Regions from separate parts of the Mus musculus genome. Here region 1 is linked to region 2. A link is a loop called in an ENCODE intact Hi-C map of the cell type or tissue named here. Cell type or tissue: heart. All regions are shown on one strand. Links, peaks and the distances in the headings refer to the core of each region. The heading gives the core; the rest is flanking DNA.

What was found. Peaks named below come from ENCODE experiments on the same cell type or tissue, not always from the same donor. Only the 100,000 strongest peaks of a DNase experiment are listed, where the experiment ranks them.
Region 1: a loop joins it to region 2, with 2.4 times the contacts of the local background. A loop is called at or near these places in 12 of 42 quality-filtered maps.

Annotation. Positions count from the first base shown.
Region 1 is chr6:135,006,917-135,015,786 of GRCm38, reverse strand. Ddx47 (DEAD box helicase 47) reads right to left here and starts at 4,175. Exons shown (of 12, transcript NM_026360.3): 1 at 4,059-4,175; 2 at 3,392-3,485; 3 at 404-592; 4 at 140-211. The coding sequence starts at 4,145. In heart, for the core only: no CTCF peak of the experiment used is centred there; a DNase peak (open chromatin) is centred at 4,196; H3K4me3 peaks cover 1,462 bases; H3K27ac peaks cover 763 bases.
Region 2 is chr6:135,084,397-135,093,266 of GRCm38, reverse strand. Gprc5a (G protein-coupled receptor, family C, group 5, member A) reads right to left here. Exons shown (of 4, transcript NM_181444.5): 4 at 8,558-8,870. Among named protein-coding and RNA genes, the nearest start is that of Gprc5a, 23 kb to the right of the region's middle. In heart, for the core only: a CTCF peak has its summit at 5,369 (motif pointing left); a DNase peak (open chromatin) is centred at 5,356.

The DNA of each region.
Region 1 (8,870 bases), core at 649-8,648, 78 kb after region 2:
ATCATCTTCTTCCCAGAAAACAATGAAGACACGGAAGAGTCAGCAGAGTCACAGGTCCACTCCCCAGGTGTCACCCAACATTTTAGACTGTCTCCAACCCATATGGTCATGGTGGTATTTACCTGTGTCAGTGACTCACCTATTACTATATGTGGTTTTTTGGCCAATGCTAGTGACTGAGACATTGAATCAATTCCACCAACAATGACAGCTACAGAAACAAAGCAAACACAGAACCTTCTCAGTGAGCACCTTCAAGCCAATATTAGATTTCTACTTACATCTGTCCACCCACTCCCAAGGCTAAACCACAACACCAGCTCCTTAAGTCAATACCGTGCCCTCCTGCTCTCCTTCCCCACTTGGGATGGCACACAGGGCTCTGTCCTGCTTAGGCACTTACCACACTGCACTCCAATAGATGACCCCAGGGCCTCGAACTGCTCAGAGATCTGAAAGGCCAACTCTCGAGTAGGGGTGAGGACCAGGGCGAACAGTCGCTGGGGCGTCTCCAGCAGGGCATTCAGGATGGGCAAAGCAAAGGCACCTGTTTTCCCAGATCCCGTTTCTGCCAACCCAATAATATCACGACCTGCAAGAAACAAAACAAAACTCTTTTACAAAGAAAGGCACTCTGAGCTCCTTCAGTGTTTTCTATACGGACACAATGCTGGGCACAGGCTCTCCCTCGTCAATTAGAATAAACTGAATAAACAAAAAGGGCACGGCCTCTACCCTATATTAGCTAAAATTCAGTAACAGGCCAGAGGTAGCCTGTGCCTTTAATCTCAGCACTCAGGAGGCAGAGGCAGGCAATCTCTAAGTTCAAGGACAGCCTGATCTACGGAGTGAGTTCAAGGATAGCCAAGGCTACACCGAGAAACCCTGTCTCAAAACAAAACAAAAAAGTTTAACTTAAGGCTAATTTCTAATTCTAAAATTGTTTTATGTGGTCTGTGTGTGTGTGTTTTTCCATGTATAACTGTGGCAAGTCAGAAGACAACGTGTAGGACTCCGTTCTCTACTTCTACCATGTGGGTCCCAGAAATCAAACTCAGCAGTAAGAGCCTTTAACCACTGAGCGATCTTACCAACACACATGTTTAATTAGGTAAGGCCCTTAATACAGGCCCCTAGAAAAGATAAAAAGTACATAAAGGGGAATGCCAGGCTAACAGAGATCTACAAATTCTACATGGAAGTAAGCAAAAGGCAGGACAGCTATTCCTGCATGAGGACAGAGGGCCGGGGCTCTAAGAAACAGTGTATGACGGGGCTATGTGAAGCCCCACCTGGGCTGAATGGCAGGGTATTAAACAGGTAGGAATGAGGCTAGGAAGGGGCTCATAAACCCCTAATGGATCCTGATAAACAGGGAATTTCACAGGTGGTGTTATTCTTCTCGAAGATAAACCCAGAGGAGGCAAGGAGCTGAACGGTCCACGTGATGGTGCACAGCTGTAGTCCCACCTACATGGGAGGCTCAGAGAAAGAGGAGCACTCAGGCCTAGGCGTTTGAAGCCAGCCTGGACAGCACAGCAAGGACCCATCTCAAAAGTAAAAGCGAACAAAAACTGGTTGAAAGGAACGTGGTGGGTGACATCAATTTTAGTATGGGAAACTGAAAAGCCAAAAACGGAGACAGGAACTATAGAAAAATCAGTTCTGGGAGGAAGTTAATGATTCTGGATACAGAGAACTTCAGGTTCAGAGAGAGAGAGCGAGAGCTACAAGCTACACAGGATATACTTATGCCAGCAGGCCTTCAGCTCATCTTCCTAAAGAATGGCGGCATGAAATACCCCTGGTTGCCAAAACTACTCGTGACCCATGAGCATCTTCATAACCTCGTTCCTCCCATTCACACAAAAGCCCTGAATTTCCACTCGGTTCGCATCCCTGAGGGGCATACACATCAGAGGTACAATCTATGAAGGAGGGGCTATGTCCCACATCTGAAAATTCTTCTTCTGTGTGTTTGCTTTGGTTTTTTTTTTTTTTTGTGACAGGGCTTCTCTGTGTAGTCCTGGCTGCTCTGGAACTCGCTGTGTAGACCAGGCTAGCCTCAAATTTAGAAATCTGCCAAGCCCTGCCTCCTGAGTGCTGGGATTAAAGGCACGCACCACCACCACCTGGTTTGACACCTGAAAATTCTAATTCAGTAGGTCCAAGTTGTTTTAGAATAAGGAAATAGAGGATGGTGATAGAATCGCTATTATAAAGCCAAAGGAAAGAAACAGTAGCTAAAGAGACAGGCTAGTAAAATACTGTGTTGAAATGAAAAGATAACTTCAAGAAAGGTCTGATCAAGGGTGTTGGAAGATACAGAATAAGCAAGATGGATTTTCTTTCTGGTTTTTTTTTTGGGGGGGGGGCGTTGTTTGTTTGTTCTTTGTCTTAAAGACAAAGTGTTTTCCTACTTGCTTAGTAGACCAGGCTAGCCCCAAACTCTCAGAAATCCTCCTGTCTCTGCCAATGGAGTGCTGGGATTAAAGGTGTGCACCACCACGCCTAGCTTTATGGTGGATTCTTTTTTTTTTTTTTCCTCTTTTTTTTTTTTAATTACGTATTTTCCTCAATTACATTTCCAATGCTATCCCAAAAGCCTCCCACACCCTCCCCCCCCCACTCCCCTACCCACCCATTCCCATTTTTTGGCCCTGGCGTTCCCCTGTACTGGGGCATATAAAGTTTGCCTGTCCAGTGGGCCTCTCTTTCCAGTGATGGCCGACTACGGCATCTTTTGATACATATGCAGCTAGAGTCAAGAGCTCCGGGGTACTGGTTAGTTCATAATGTTGCACCTACAGGGTTGCAGATCTCTTTAGCTCCTTGTATACTTTCTCTAGCTCCTCCATTGGGGGTCCTGTGATCCATCCAATAGCTGACTCTGAGCATCCACCTATGTGTTTGCTAGGCCCCGGCATAGTCTCACAAGAGACGGCTATATCACGGTCCTTGCACCAAACGCTTGCTAGTGTATGCAATGGTGTCATCGTTTGGAGGCTAATTATGGGTCTCTTGATGGTCCATTGTATGGATTCTTAATTCTCATCTCTTAGAGCTAACAGTCAGGATCTGCCATGCAAATTCAGACAGTAGAGTGCTCTAGGGGTTTAAAACTGTCGTCCCACCATTCATTAACGTCAGTGTCTACCTCCCAAATGGTACAGGCTTGTGCCACCGTGATCACACCTGGCTTTATATTTATTTGAAGCAAGGTCTCTGCCTCCTCGGTGTTAAGAACTCAAGTAGTCCTGCCATACCCAGGGAGAGATTATATCTTTATTTCACTTGGAATTTGACAGCAATAGCTCTTAGAAGCAACACAAAAACTGAATATAATGCCACACTGGCTCTGTACTAGCCTGCATATTTAATTCCAACCTACCTTGCAAGGCCAAAGGAATAGCTTCGATCTGGATCTTGGTGGGCTTTGCCCATCCCAACTGGTCACAAGCTTCACACAATACATCCGTAACACCCTTTGAATTCAGAAAACCATACTTTAGCAAAGAATACATCCTCACCTTTATCAGAGCCATCCTCCTGGTGATACGTAGCCCTTTGCACTTTACATAACTGTACATCTCAGACCCTGCTTTATATGAACACTATGGGACAGCGCCTTGAGACAATTTCTCTTCACCAGGGGCTGCTGTCAACTCTTTGCATGTATTATCTCATTTAACCCGTCAAATCAGTTCCGACCAGTGGCTAGCTATTATTCTACCAAGTGCCTCACGTGTATAAAGTGAGGCGCACACCATAACAACTTGCCTCTTGTAAGGAGGTCACGCGTGACCCTAGATAACATAAGGCTCTACAGTAACTGGGGAGAAAAACAAACGGGGGCTCTCACGACCCAGCGGCATCCTACAAGGCAAATGCACCCGAGGGAGCGTGAAGAGACCCCGAGTTTCTGACAGCCTGAAGATAGCATGAGCTAGGCCCCAAGGTGTTTTTACACACCACCGGCTGGGATATGAAGTACCCAAACCCTGGGTGAGCCTAAACGCCAACATCACAAAATAAATACCAGCATCACCCATTCTCACCAGGTCTTTAAATGTTTTCGTTTCCTCCTCTTCCGCAGCTGTCTGAAGGGCTCCAGAGGGGGAATCGGGTTCCTCGTCCGCCGCCATCTTGCTCGTGGGCTCCGGAAGTGGGGCCGAGGCGCAAGGCGTGCTGGGAAATGTAGGCGATTACTTTCCTAGAGTGTAGGTTCTGAACGCCTCCTGCTGGCGGGTCTGGCGTGGCAGCGCCCCACACAGGAGGGACTTGGAAGAACAGCAATGGCTGGAAGCCTGTGTGCCTAAGGAACTGAGACGATCCCTTCTTGCTGCCCTTTGGGTATCTGCCCTATTTTTTATTTTTTTAAATTGGTTTCTTGAGGCAGGATTTCATTCTGCAACTTCGGCCTTCCAGGGCCTTGGCTGTCTTCCCTTTGGCTTATCACTTTTCTAACTATAGAAATGTAAACACATGGACATCACGATACTATTTATTCATTACTTCATATATTTGACAACTGACAGCCTGCCATATGCTTGGACTGTGCTAGGTGTCTAATGATAGAGCAGGACAGTATCAACTTCCACTGCAAAGAGAAGGCAAACAATACATAGGTAATAATGGGCCACTTTGAATTATGAAAAGTGCTACATAAAAATAGGGGAGCAAAGCTTTGGGAGAAAGAATTGTCAGGATTGCTGCAAGACTGAGAAGGTGTCTCTGAGGCAGTGATATTTGAGCTGGGACCTTACTGATACCAGAAAGGCCGTTCTGAGTTCAGGGGACACCTATTCAAGACTGGCAGATCTGAGCCGAGCGTGGTGGCACACGCCTTTAATCCCAGCGCTTGGGAGGCAGAGGCAGGCAGATTTCTGAAACCCTGTCTCGAAAAAACAAACAAACAAACAAAAAACTGGCAGATCTGTGAATACAAAATTCCTGAGACCCGTGAGATATCTGAACTGCCACCACTTAAGCTAGTGAGGTACAATGTATGTTACATGCCCTGTGCCTGCAAGTGTACCCTAGTGGGGAGGCATTGGCATTCTCAATGTGTGGGGCACACTTTCTGAAACTGAGGCATTAGAGACAATCTGCTATGCTTTTCTTCGTGGTATCCCTTTCTCTGGCAGAGTGTGTTGTTAAAATGTGCGCAGCGCATGTCAAACATACCCTTAAGAGTATTTAGGGCTCCAAGTCCTGAGGCTGTTGTGGGAAAGGCCATAGATTTAAATATAATATAACTAAGATTGGGAGTGGTGGCCCATGCCTTTAATCCCATCACTCAGGAGACAGAGGCAGGTGAATCTCTGTGAAGTGGAGGCCTGCCCGGTCTACATAGCAAGTTCCAGAACAGTCAGGGTTACTTGGTAAGACCCTGTTTCAAATATATATTATATGTGTGTTATATTACAAGTGTGTATGGATGGATGTAACAACCTTCTACTAAAACACAGAGAAGCAGAAACTACACTTGAAGAGGTTTGTGATGATTGCCTGTGGAGGGAGGGGAATTAAGATAAAATGCACAAGTCGGAATTCAGAAACAAAATGACAGAAGATAAAAGAATAAATAGAAAAAGCCAAGGGAGGGGACTATGGTGGTACACTCCCTTAATCACAGAGCTTGGGAGGCAGGGGCAGGCAAATCTCTGAGTTCAAGGCTACCCTGGTCTACAGAGTGAGTTCCAGGACACCCAGGGCTATACAGAAAAACCCTGTCTGGAAAAACAAACAAAAACCATTGCTCTCATTCACCATGATGCTGGTCTTCAGAAAAGAAACTGGGAAAGGAGACTGCCTCAGAGACAAGAGGCGGTCTTTGTTTCCCTGACTCTAGAGACAAAATGGATGTTAAGTATGTGCCACCTGGGTGAAGTGAAACTCAGCAAAGCGTTGGGGTTGGAAACCATGGCAGACCAGAGGGATTTCTCTGACTGTTTCTTTATCAGTGGTTCTCAGCCTTCCTGATGCTACGACCCTTTAATACAGTTCCTCCTGTTGTGGTAACCCCAAAACATAAAACTATTTCATTGCTACTTCATAACTGTAATTTCACTACTGTTATGAATTGTAAATATCTGATATGCAGGATATCTGATATGCAGGATATCTGATATGCAGGATATCTGATATGCAGGATATCTGATATGCAGGATATCTGATACGTGACCCCTGTGAGAAGGTCGTTCAACCCAGAGACATAGGGTTGAGAACCACTGCTTTAGAAAGTGATGGGTTTTTTTCTCCGCACATTCCTGAAGAATAGTCTGCGTCCTTTGGTTTGGTTTGTTTGTTTTTCTTACATTTCACTCCAAGTTAAAAAAAGGAAAGCGCCTTCTGTATAAAATAGGCCATCCCAACATGGATTCTACCAGACAGTCATAGCACACGGTTGGCTGGCAGAAAGCCAAAGGCATTCTGGCTCTCTATTTTGCCCTTCCTGTAACTACCTTCTATTTATTTTATTTTACTTTATTTTATTTTATTTTATTTTATTTTCTCCAGCATCTCATGTAGCACAGTATGTTCTGCCTCAAATTCCCTGTGTATCAGAGGCTGACCTTAAGCTCTTGATCCTCCTGCCTCCACCTTCCAAAGGCAGAGAGGACAAGTGTGCACCACCATGCCTGGGAACTAGGCCATTTAAAGTGTCCCTGTATGTGAAACACACTCTTGGAAGGAGGAGTTGACTTGTCCTGAAAAAAGTCTGATCTCCACTATAGTGAGGTCCTTCCCACCTCTTGTCACTGTTACACAGACCCGCTAAGGAAGTCATTCTTCTTACTTGACCAGCGAAGAACTTGAGTCTCATAGGAAAAGAGCTGTGTCCAGGATCATGAAGCAATGTGATAAGAAACAAGTCCAGAATCCAACCTACTTGAGGTCCCAACACATGACCTTACTTTTTCCTTTATTCTCTCTCTGTCTCTCTCTCTGTGTATGTCTCTGTGTGTGTGTCTCTCTCTGTCTCTCTGACTCTCTGTGTGTGTGTGTGTCTGATAGAGTCTCACTCTAGATAGTTCTAGCTATCCTAACACTCACTCTATAGACCAAACTGCCCTTAAACTTGCAGATAATTCACAGAGACCTCCCTAGTGCTAGGATCAAAGGCCATCACATGCAACACCAGTAAGCTTTCTGAAGTCACCTTTACATTATCAAGACCAGCTTCCATCTGCCCAGCTACACTCGGAATTCTACTAATCAAATTCTTCTCCACAAACCAAGAGGGAGCCACCATAGCAGTTACATTTTCTCTGGATGAACTTGGATTTCCTTCAAGAGAATGGAACAGGGAAGTGAGAACAGAGGGCAGCTGAGGTGTCACAGAGCCCAGAGGCCCTAGTGGGAACAAGTGGACAGGCTGTCAACTTAGATGCATCATTGAAAGGTCCCCAAATTTCAAGTCACAGAAAAGGAAACGAGCACTCATGAGATGTCTGAAAACTGGCTGCTGCCTTAACACCTATGAATAGTATAAGATGCTGGGCTTGTGGCATCACAGGTGCAGAAAACAAGCTTTCCTATCTTCACCCCATCTTACCCTTCCTCACCTGGCCCCTGACTCCTGGATAACACTGACTGCTGCTTTAAGAGAACTGATTTACTTGCTGTTGATAAAACTCCGTAAAAACTCCACGTTCATGCCTGTATTCCCAGTTCTTGAGAGGCAGAGGCAGAAAGATCATGTGTTCAAGGCCAGCCTATATAGAGAGACTCTGTCTCAAAAGAAATAAACTGGGCCTGGTACTGCCTGCCTTTAAAACCAGGGCCCAGGAGGCAGAGGCAGAAGTAGAGGCAGATAGATCTTTGAGTTCAACGCCAGCCTGGTCTATAGAGAGTTTCAGAACTGCCCTGGATGCATAGCATAACCCTGTCTCGGGGGCCTGGGGAACTTCTCCATTTTAGTCAAGCAAGGATTCTTTTTGTCTATTCTTGGATAATTCAGACATAGGCTATTTTTAAGACTTCCTCAAGGCACCCAGGGCCATATGGTACACAGTGATGACAGCATCTCCGTGTTCTATTCCCTGGCCTGTGACCTGAAGACAAGCCTTAGGCCTTCAAACGGCACTTACCCTGGGACAGTGTTTTTGTTGAACTAGTGGGGTGAACACAGATGTGTTCCAAAGAGCAAAGCCCATGTCAGCCCACGGACAGTGTCGCGTGCCTTAGCATTCCCATAGGCCTGGAACAGCTAGGATATTTATATTCTGGCCACGGAAACAACAGGGCCCCATTCTAGAAACTGAGCCCTGTCATATCCTGTATTTTCAGAACAATAAGGACGGTTAGAAAGGAAATCTAAATAAAATTCTGACACCGATATAGGGCAAAAGCAAGCCTGAAGTGATACATCAGAGGCAAAAGTGGTTGATTGTTATCTTGTTCCGAAATTTTTTCATGGCTTCAGACATGTGTTCATGTGCTCCCTCTGTCACATATATAAAATGTATAATTAATATACATGGTATTAAATATATAATATATTTAATACATAATATATACCATTTAAATTTGGGTATGGCAACACATGCCTGTAATCCCAGCACTCAACAGGCCGAGACAGAGGGATTGCCATGAGTTCAAGCCAACCACAGCTATATGGTGAGACCTTGTTTTAAGGAGCCAAAATATTTTAAATTCTTTTCAAAATAAAATTTCTGTTTTACAACTGTAAAAAACAAATATAGCATTGTATTTTAGAATTATTTCCTTAATTACCTTAAAAGTTCATTTTTACTACTGTTCCTAAAAGACATTTAAAGCTTTTTTTTTAGTAGGTCTGGAAAAATAGGCCCCCCTCATCTACAGAGGGTATGTTCCAAGAACCCCGATCCCAGTGAATGCTA
Region 2 (8,870 bases), core at 592-8,591:
TGCTGTGCACCCTGGAATTCTAAAAACAGCCCACACATGCAAATGAGATGCAGATAAATGGAGTCAATATTCAGGCTAGGGTAATGGGCACACCCCCAGTCAGAGGGACCAGCATATGTCTTAGCTTAGGCTTCCTAATGGTACCAGGACTGCCCAGGCCACAGAGTCCCAGCACAGGCTCAAAGACATCTAAAACCCTTAGGAGTGGGTTGGTTTTTTTGTCCATCAAAACTGCTGTCTACCAATGTTTTTCTAACATATGTTTATGTAACCATTGGAGACCATGAATACATTTACATATATTAAACTCTCTTCTAACTTTGTTGCGATGTGTCAGTGTTCTGGTTTTATTTTTTCTACTTCTGTTGTCATGTTGGAAATGTGATACATGTTTTATTTTGGGCCGAGTGATTGATAAGACGTTAGTCAAACGCCTTTACAGGCGATCTATTAGAGATGTCTGACAACCTAGCCCCTCCCCTATGCTTTTTCACATTGATTTTGTGTTGTATATGTGTGTGCACCTGAGCCTGTGTGCTGTGGACACATTTGGAGGTCAGAGGACAGCTTGCTAGAGTCGGGTCTCTCCTTCCACCACGTGGGTTTCAGGGATTGAACTTGGGTCCTCAGCCTTAACAGCAAGCACCTTTACCTACTGAGCCATCTCATAGGCCCACAAATGTTTAAGTGTTTAATTTTTCTTCCCGAGACAGGGTTTCTCTGTGAAACAGTCCTAGCTGTCTTGCAACTCTCTTTGTAGGCCAGGCTAGCCTTGAACCCTAGTACTGGGATTAAAGGAATGTGCACCACACCTGACCACTATTAACTCTTAACTCTGACTTAGGTTTTGTCATTACCTCTGTCTTGCAGACATCATACTAAGATCAATATGTGCTTGTTCTATTTCAGTTTCTTGTGGGGAAAAAAACTCTAGAATAATCCTTCCTTCTACTGGAATATTTTATTTATCTATTTTGGCAATGATAGAAAAAGAATCCAGGATTTTCTGTCCCATGTGGTATTTTTTATTTATTTTTACTTTATTTCGTGTGAGGGTATTTGGGGGTATATGGTAGCAAGCATGTATATGTATGTAGCATGTATATGTATGTAGCAGGTACATGCAGTGCCCAAGGAGACCATAAGATATTACGGGATCCTCTGAAACTGGAGTTAACAGATAATTGTGAGCCATTGTGTGAGTGTTGGGAATCGAACCCAAGTCCTCTAGAAGATCAACCAATGTTCTTAACCACTGAGCCATTTCTCCAGCCCCCTTCCTATGGGTTTTTTTTCTTGCTTCTTCATGGTCCGAGATGGCAGCTGAGATTCTCAGTAACAAAATCAGGCTGACAGGATGAGAGAAGATAAATCTGCCATTCTCCTAGGTCTTTGAGCAGCACGTCAAATCCAGAGCCAATCACTCCATGTTTGCTTAGTGTGCCCAAGGCTGACCACGGTCTCAGCTCTGCTCATCAGTGACTTCAGATTAACCAGTCGTCAGTCAGAACCTAGACTGTGGCTTCAAGTGTGTCCTGGTAAGACCCCACCATTGTGGATGCTCTTGAGAGCTCCAGCCAAGGGCATTCACGTGCATTATGGCAACCCAGAAAGATGGCAGCACACTACAGTCATTCCATCTTATCGAGGGAAGGGCTGAGGCACAGCTTTATGTAGGTGGGGGGGGGGGGGAGATGGTGCTGGGTACAAGCATTGTCTCTGAGCTCACGCACAGCTATCCTGAGTCATCAGAGAGGTGCTTTGAATTGAGTTGTAACAAGTCCAGCAGAACCAGTACATCAATGCATGGAAGAGACCAGAGAGGGAGACAGCTGGGAGCAGGAGGGGTTGCTTGCATGTGTGGTAACAAATCCCATTAAAGCATCGTCTCCCTCTCCCCCTCCCCCTCCCCTTCCCAGTCTTCTTCTTCTTCCTCAGTTTCATTTATTTATTTAGAGACAATTTCTCATGTAGCCCAGGCTGACCCTAAACCCACCAAGAAGCTAAAGATGACTCTGAACTCTTGATCGTTCTGTATCTATCTCCTGTGTACTGGGATTACAGGTGCACACCACCACACCTACTAACGCTTCATTTTTTTAAACTGTTTCTTCTTTTGTGGAGGTGAGGAGTGGAAAAGGGATCTTGTGTAACCCAGGCTGGCCTTATTTTTACTATGTGGCCCAAGGCTGGCCTTGAACTCCTGGTTGTCATGCCTCTCCCTCAGAAGGGCTGAGATTGCCCCATCTGTTTTTCTTGTAAGGGTGGGGAGGGAAGCAGAGTCTTCTGTATCCCAAACAGGCCTACAAGATTTGTGACAACTTTCAGTTGTCAGTTTCCTAAGCACTGGGGTTATAAGCCGTAAGTTATGTGCCACAAGCCCAGCTAAGCCAAGGTTCATTTTATTGCCTGTTGCTAGATCTGGGGGATTGGAATGTGTGCTGCAGTGCCAGCACCTCAGGGCAAGGCATTGCAAACCCCATAATGACGTGTGGGCTTTCCGGTGACGCTCTCTGTGTTCTCTGTCTCTATCTCTGTCTCTGTGTCCTCTGTCTCTCTCCCCTCCTCCTCCTCCTCCTCCTCCTCCTCCTCCTCCTCCTCCTCCTCCTCCTCCTCCTCCTCCTCCTCCTCCTCTTCTTCTTCTTCTTCTTCTTCTTCTCCCTCTCTCTCTCTCCCTCCTCCCCCCCCTCTCTCTGTCTCTCTCTCCCTTTCTCTCTCTCTCTCTGTCCTGGAACTTACTCTGTAGAAAAAGCTGGCCTTGAATTCAGAGATCTGGGATTAAAGAAGTGAGCCACCACCATCTGGCTTGTGTCTGCTCTCCTAAGGAACACTTAAGACCCCATGGACACTTACAACCTCAGCATTCAAGATGCCGAGGCAGGAGGACCATCCAATCCAGTGTGGGCTACACGGTGTTTTCCAGACCAGCCTGGGTTACATAGGATAATCTTGTCAGTAGGTAGATAGATAGATAGATAGATAGATAGATAGATAGATAGATAGATAGATAGATAGATAGATAGACAGACAGACGAACGAACGAACGAACGAACGAACGAATAAGAAAGTTTCCAAGGTCAGGTGAATGTCCCTTAAAGGAGACATAACTTCCCACAGAGAGAGAATCAGCACTGGGCGCTGGCTTACACTGCACAGAGGCTTCAGGCCTGCGGGAACTTTGTGTCGTCGTCCCCCCACCCCCACCCCACCCCCATCTCACGGGCTGCAGCTTGAGGGAAAGCTTTTCTTCTTGTCTGGAGCGCCCTCACCTGACAGCTGACTCAAGGCTGGGAGATGGAGGACAAATCAGAAAGGCAGTTCCCACCAGTGCCTCCCTGCGGCTTCCATGCCAGACAGGGCGAGAAGACCAGGAGAGAGGCCAGGAGAGGGCTCCTGATTTGAAGAAGGAGAATCAGAGGAATCCTGAAAATATGGGTGATCATACTCAGGCTTTGTTTCTTTGACCAAATGCTCCCTTTAAAAACAGTTGTAGAATTGATCAGGGATTGACAGCAGAGAGAGCCAAGAACCAGCGATACAATCCTTACTGTATCTGCTCCATCGTGCTTCCCTGAGTTTCCTGTTAAATGAAGGCTGCAGAGACACCAACCAGACAGTCTCTGCGACCTCCTTAAACCACAGAGTTTTAGGTCCAGAGATGTTCCTCTCCAAGGAATGGGCAACTCTGTAGGTATTTGGGGAGTTGCAGGGTCAGGCACCAGTGACTTGCTACCCAAACCCAGCCATCTATGGAACATCAGCAGAATCCAGGGAGGCCAAAGCATTATCTGCCCTGAAGACAAAGGGTTCTAGAGCCAGACATGCAGATGCAGGCCTGTAAGGGATACCTGGGAGGCCGGAACAGGAGTCCTGAGAGTGAAAGGCCAGCCTGGGATATGTAGTACCAGGCTAGCCTGGGATACAGCATCAAACCCTGCCTCACACCTGGCTCAGTAAGTAAGTATGCTTGCTATGCAAGCATGAGAACTTATGTTCAAATACCCAAGACCCAAGTAAAACATTGTGGTTACACATGTACCTGTAGCCTCTGCCTTGTCAGGGAAGATCGCCAGGGCTTGCTAGCCTAGCTCTAGCTACAGTGAGAGACCCTGTCTCCAAGAAATAAGGCAGAGGGTGATAGAACAGAAACACTCAGTGTCTCCTTCTGACCTCCATACATGCATATAGGTAGAGGTTCACACACACACACACACACACACATTCCAAAAGCAAGCCAGACATGGTGCTATATACACCTGTGGTCCTACTTCTTGGGAGGCGGAGGTAGAAGGACCTTGCCTACAAAGTGACTTTGAGGCTAACACAAGCTATATAAGATCCTGTCAGAGAGAGGGGGGGGGGGCTCAAGAGCTAAGAACACTGGCTATTCTCACAGAAGACCTGAGTTCCGTTCCCAGCATTCACAAGGCAGCTTACAACTGGTTGTAATTCACCCCTAAAGGACCGGTCCCTTTCTTTCCCTGAGGGCATACATGTGATACACGTACACAGATAAAAGCACGCATATAATAAAACCTTTCATGTAAAAGAAGGAAAAGAAAAGGAAACAGGCAATAGCTCAGCAGGGAGAGATGCAAGTCTGGGCCTGACTTCAGTCTCTAGAACCTGTGTGGTGGGAAGAGAGAAGTGACCTCTACACACATGCACAGGAACCCACACATAATTAATTAATTAGTTAATTAATTGATTGATTAATTAATTGATTGATTAATTAATTAGTTAAAATGTTTAACACACAAAGACAGCAACCTACAAGCTAAAGTCCAGATTCCCCGGTGCTCAGAGGTAAACAGTTAGGATTTTCTGAAGCAACGCTCCATTTGAGGCTGAGGCTGGGATATCAGTGACCATGCAAAACCCTGGCAGCAACAAAAGAAAGTAGTCAGGAAATCAAAAAAGCCCAACAGGGCATTCAGTGCTCAGCAACAGTAAGCCCAGAACGGAAGGAAACACGGAGCGAGTGGGAGGGCGGAGGGGGCTCCTGGATCTCCAGGGCCAGCTTGTACTTCTGGTTTTGACCGAGAGCCAATGTTCTCACCACATAAATACCAGATGACATTCATAAGATCAGTCCGTGAGACGTTACATGTAATGATGCCAGGTTGCGTGCAAACGGGCTGGGAAACCTTGGAGAAGTTCACACACAAAAAAAATAAGGGCAAAGGAGACGGGAAGTGGCTTTAAAGGTTAGGGGAAGGGGCAGCTCTGAGGCACGCCTCCCTCGGTCCTGCTCACAATCTTGTGCCCTCAACCAGAATGGGGCCTTAAGCCAGGAGATGCTGTATTTAGGCTCCCCAGGGTTGAACGCTGAGGTCTTCCTGCCATCTAGTGGAGAAGCCGGGTATGGCAACTTTGGTTCGGAAAGGTGGGACCCTAAGTCTATTTCACACGTGATTAAAAAAAAGAGAGAAGGCTGCTGGGCTTGCGCATTGATTCATCATTAACCGTTTAGTTCAAAGAGTGGCACTTTGCCTCCAGACATCAATCAACTGACACTGGCCAAGGGCCAGCCTGGACTGAGTCTTCGCATTCTACTTTCCTATGGGCGGAGATGAGATTGAAGTCCTCTTCCGTATAGTAATTCTCAAACGTGGAACTTCTAGCCCTTGACGCAAAGAGCTTATAAATGAACAGAAGTGACAACGGGCCATGGGAAAGACCAGCACTTTGCAGAGGCAGTCTTCTGTTACCAGAAAGGGCACGCACTCAGAATGTTGTGACCATCTTTCCACTTGGGGGACCATTTAATCTCTTGGCCAAAGCTCTCCAGAGACAGAGATGGTGCCATTCCCAGGTCCTCCTCGGTGTCTCAACAGCCATAGGTATAGAAACCCTGGCAACGGGCTGGTGAGATGGCTCAGTGGGTTAGAGCACCCGACTGCTCTTCCGAAGGTCCAGAGTTCAAATCCCAGCAACCACATGGTGGCTCACAACCATCCGTAACGAGATCTGACTCCCTCTTCTGGTGTGTCTGAAGACAGCTACAGTGTACTTACATATAATAAATAAATAAATCTTAAAAAAAAAAGAAAAAAAAAAAAAGAAAGAAACCCTGGCAAGGCTCCTCCCTTAACGACAAGATGGGCCCAGAACATTCTATGCCCTTCAGGGGAGGTGGGAGCAGAATGGCCATACCAGCCTCAGCTTCATAGGGTTGGAGGCCACCCTAGGCTCCATGAGACTTTGTCTCAAGAGACATACCTTTAGTCCCAGAGTTCAGGAGACAGAGGCAAGCATATCCCCTTGAGTTTGAGGCCCCCATACAGAGCTAAACACTATCCCCAAAAAGGAGGAGCAGGTAGCAGGTCTTCAGTCTCCTTATCCAGAGGTAATCTGATACCTTCCAGTGAAGAACGAAGAACGGAAGACCTAAGAGCCCGGAAGTTGCTAGTCACGATGACCTTAATTCCCAGTTAGCAGACTGAGGCAGGATGGCCACAAGCCAACGTGGGCTACATGGTGAATTCCAAGTCATCTTGGGCCAGAGAGAGAGAGGAATACACAAGCCTTGCAGGGTCTGTCTCTCTGTCTCTGTCTGTCTCTCTCTGTCTCTGTCTCTGTCTCTGTCTCTCTCTCTCTCTCACACACACACACACACACATACACACACACATCTATCTGCAGTCCTGCTAGGCACACCAACTCCATACAAACTCAGACACAATCCAAAACGCTTCAGGAGGCTACGTGCTTGGCCTGCCCTGGTGGATGGTGCACATAGAGTCATAAGGTCAGAAGCTTCTCCCATGGCTAGCCTGTAGATCTCATCTGTATCCTTTGCAGCAGCCTTTATAACAAATGCAGAGACATTTCCCCGACTCCTGGGAGTCAGTCCTGACAGGAAAGGGTGAGAACACCCAGTTTATAGCAGAGAAATTAGAAACACAGATCTAGCACCCAGGGACCAGACTGATAAACAAGTGATGGTGATCCGTTTGGAATTCTGGGCTCTCTCAATCCATGGGATGTGATATTGTCTCCAGGTAGATGGTGTAAGATTTGAGTTAAATCACAGGTCACTTCCCGGGCTTCCACTGTGATACTGCTGGCTTGATGGTGCAGAGGAAGATCCACACCTTTTGAATTCAGAGCTCCATTGTGTTGATTTTTGTGTTGTGAGATTAAAACATGAATATACATTTAGTGAGGAGTCATGGCACAGGGTCCTTACACTGTAGCCTAAGCTGGGTCTTAAAATCATGGTAGTCTCCCTACCTCAGCCTCCAGAGCATTAGAAAAGTGAGAGCCACCATGCCTGGCTAGGAACATCATGTGTTTAAATACTTGGCCATAGGGAGTGGCACTATTAGGAGGTGTGGCCCTGTTGCAGTAAGCAAGGCCTTGGAGGAAGTGTTTTGCTGTGGGGGTAGGCTTTGAAGTCACCTATGCTCAAGCTACAGCCAGTGTGGCAGACCATCTCCTGCTGCCTCCGGATGGAGATGTAAAACTCTCAGCTTGTTCTCCAGCACCATGTCTGCCTGCACACTGCCATGTTTCTCTGCCATGATAATAATTGATTGAATCTGGGCTGGTGAGATGGCTCAGTGGGTAAGAGCACCCGGTTGCTCTTCCGAAGGTCCAGAGTTCAAATCCCAGCAACCACATGGTGGCTCACAACCATCCCCAACAAGATCTGACTCCCTCTTCTGGAGTGTCTGAAGACAGCTACAGTGTACTTACATATATTAATAAAATAAATCTTTAAAAAAAAAATAATTGATTGAATCTCTGAAACCATAAGCCAGCCCCAATTACATGTCTGCCTTTGTCAGAGTTGCCTTGGTGACAGCATTCTTCATTCTTCACAGCAATGAAGCCCCAACTAAGACTATATATATAATTTTTTTTTCCTCACAAGAAACCCCACTGGGTTCTTGAGAAAGACTAGGCGAGTCTAGAAGGACTTACCTCAGGAATCTGCTCTCGCTCCACTATGCAGATCCGGAGATTGAATTCAGGTTCTCACCAACTCTGTCATTCTGTCTTCAATCAGTAAAAAAAAAAAAAAAAAACAACCAGGCAAATGAAAGTGCAGCCTGCCAGCCTTTATGAGCTATCAATACCCGAGCTGTGAATACCCACACTTCTTCACAGCCCTAACTCGCTTTTCTGTGGCTTTGTTTGTTTTTATTGTTGTTGTTGTTGAGACAAAGTCTTACTCTGTAGTTCAGACTGGCCTCAGAAATCATGGCAATCCTCCTGCCTCAGCAGGAGATTACAGGTAAGCCACGCTGCCAGTTCTCTGGCCCGGTCTCCCTGTGTAGAACAGACTAGCCTCAAACTCACAGAAATCTACCTGTCTCTTTAAGGAGCAAGTCCCTAACTAAGCTCACACTTGCGTGTCGTGCTATGGCTAAGTATGAGAATCCTAGTTTCTCCATAGCACAGAGACTCCTAATCCTCTGCCCGGCAGAGTTTGTGAAGTTATTCCCTGGCCTCCCCGCAGCATGTGCAAACTCATACCCACAAAATCTTTAAATCATATTTTTTTCAAGAAAATAAATAAATAAATAAATAAATAAATAAATAAATAACATTTAGATTTTAAAAATAGTTGTGACCACATCTTTATTGCATACCCAGGTGAATAACTTACCACATAACAAATACATCCCATCCCAAGAATAGACACGTAGGGAGGTCAGGAGGTCAGGGTGAGCGTATTACTGAGGATGGGGTGGGGGGGGGGAGAGCAAGGGCCAGGAATTTATAGCGAGAACAAAACCCAAATTCTCCTGGCAGAGAGAAACAGACCTTGTCTACTCCAGTAATATCCCAAAGAGCTCCTGGCAAAGGACACAGAGGTCTGGGGTTGGCAGTGAGTTTGGAGGCGATTGGGATGAAAATGT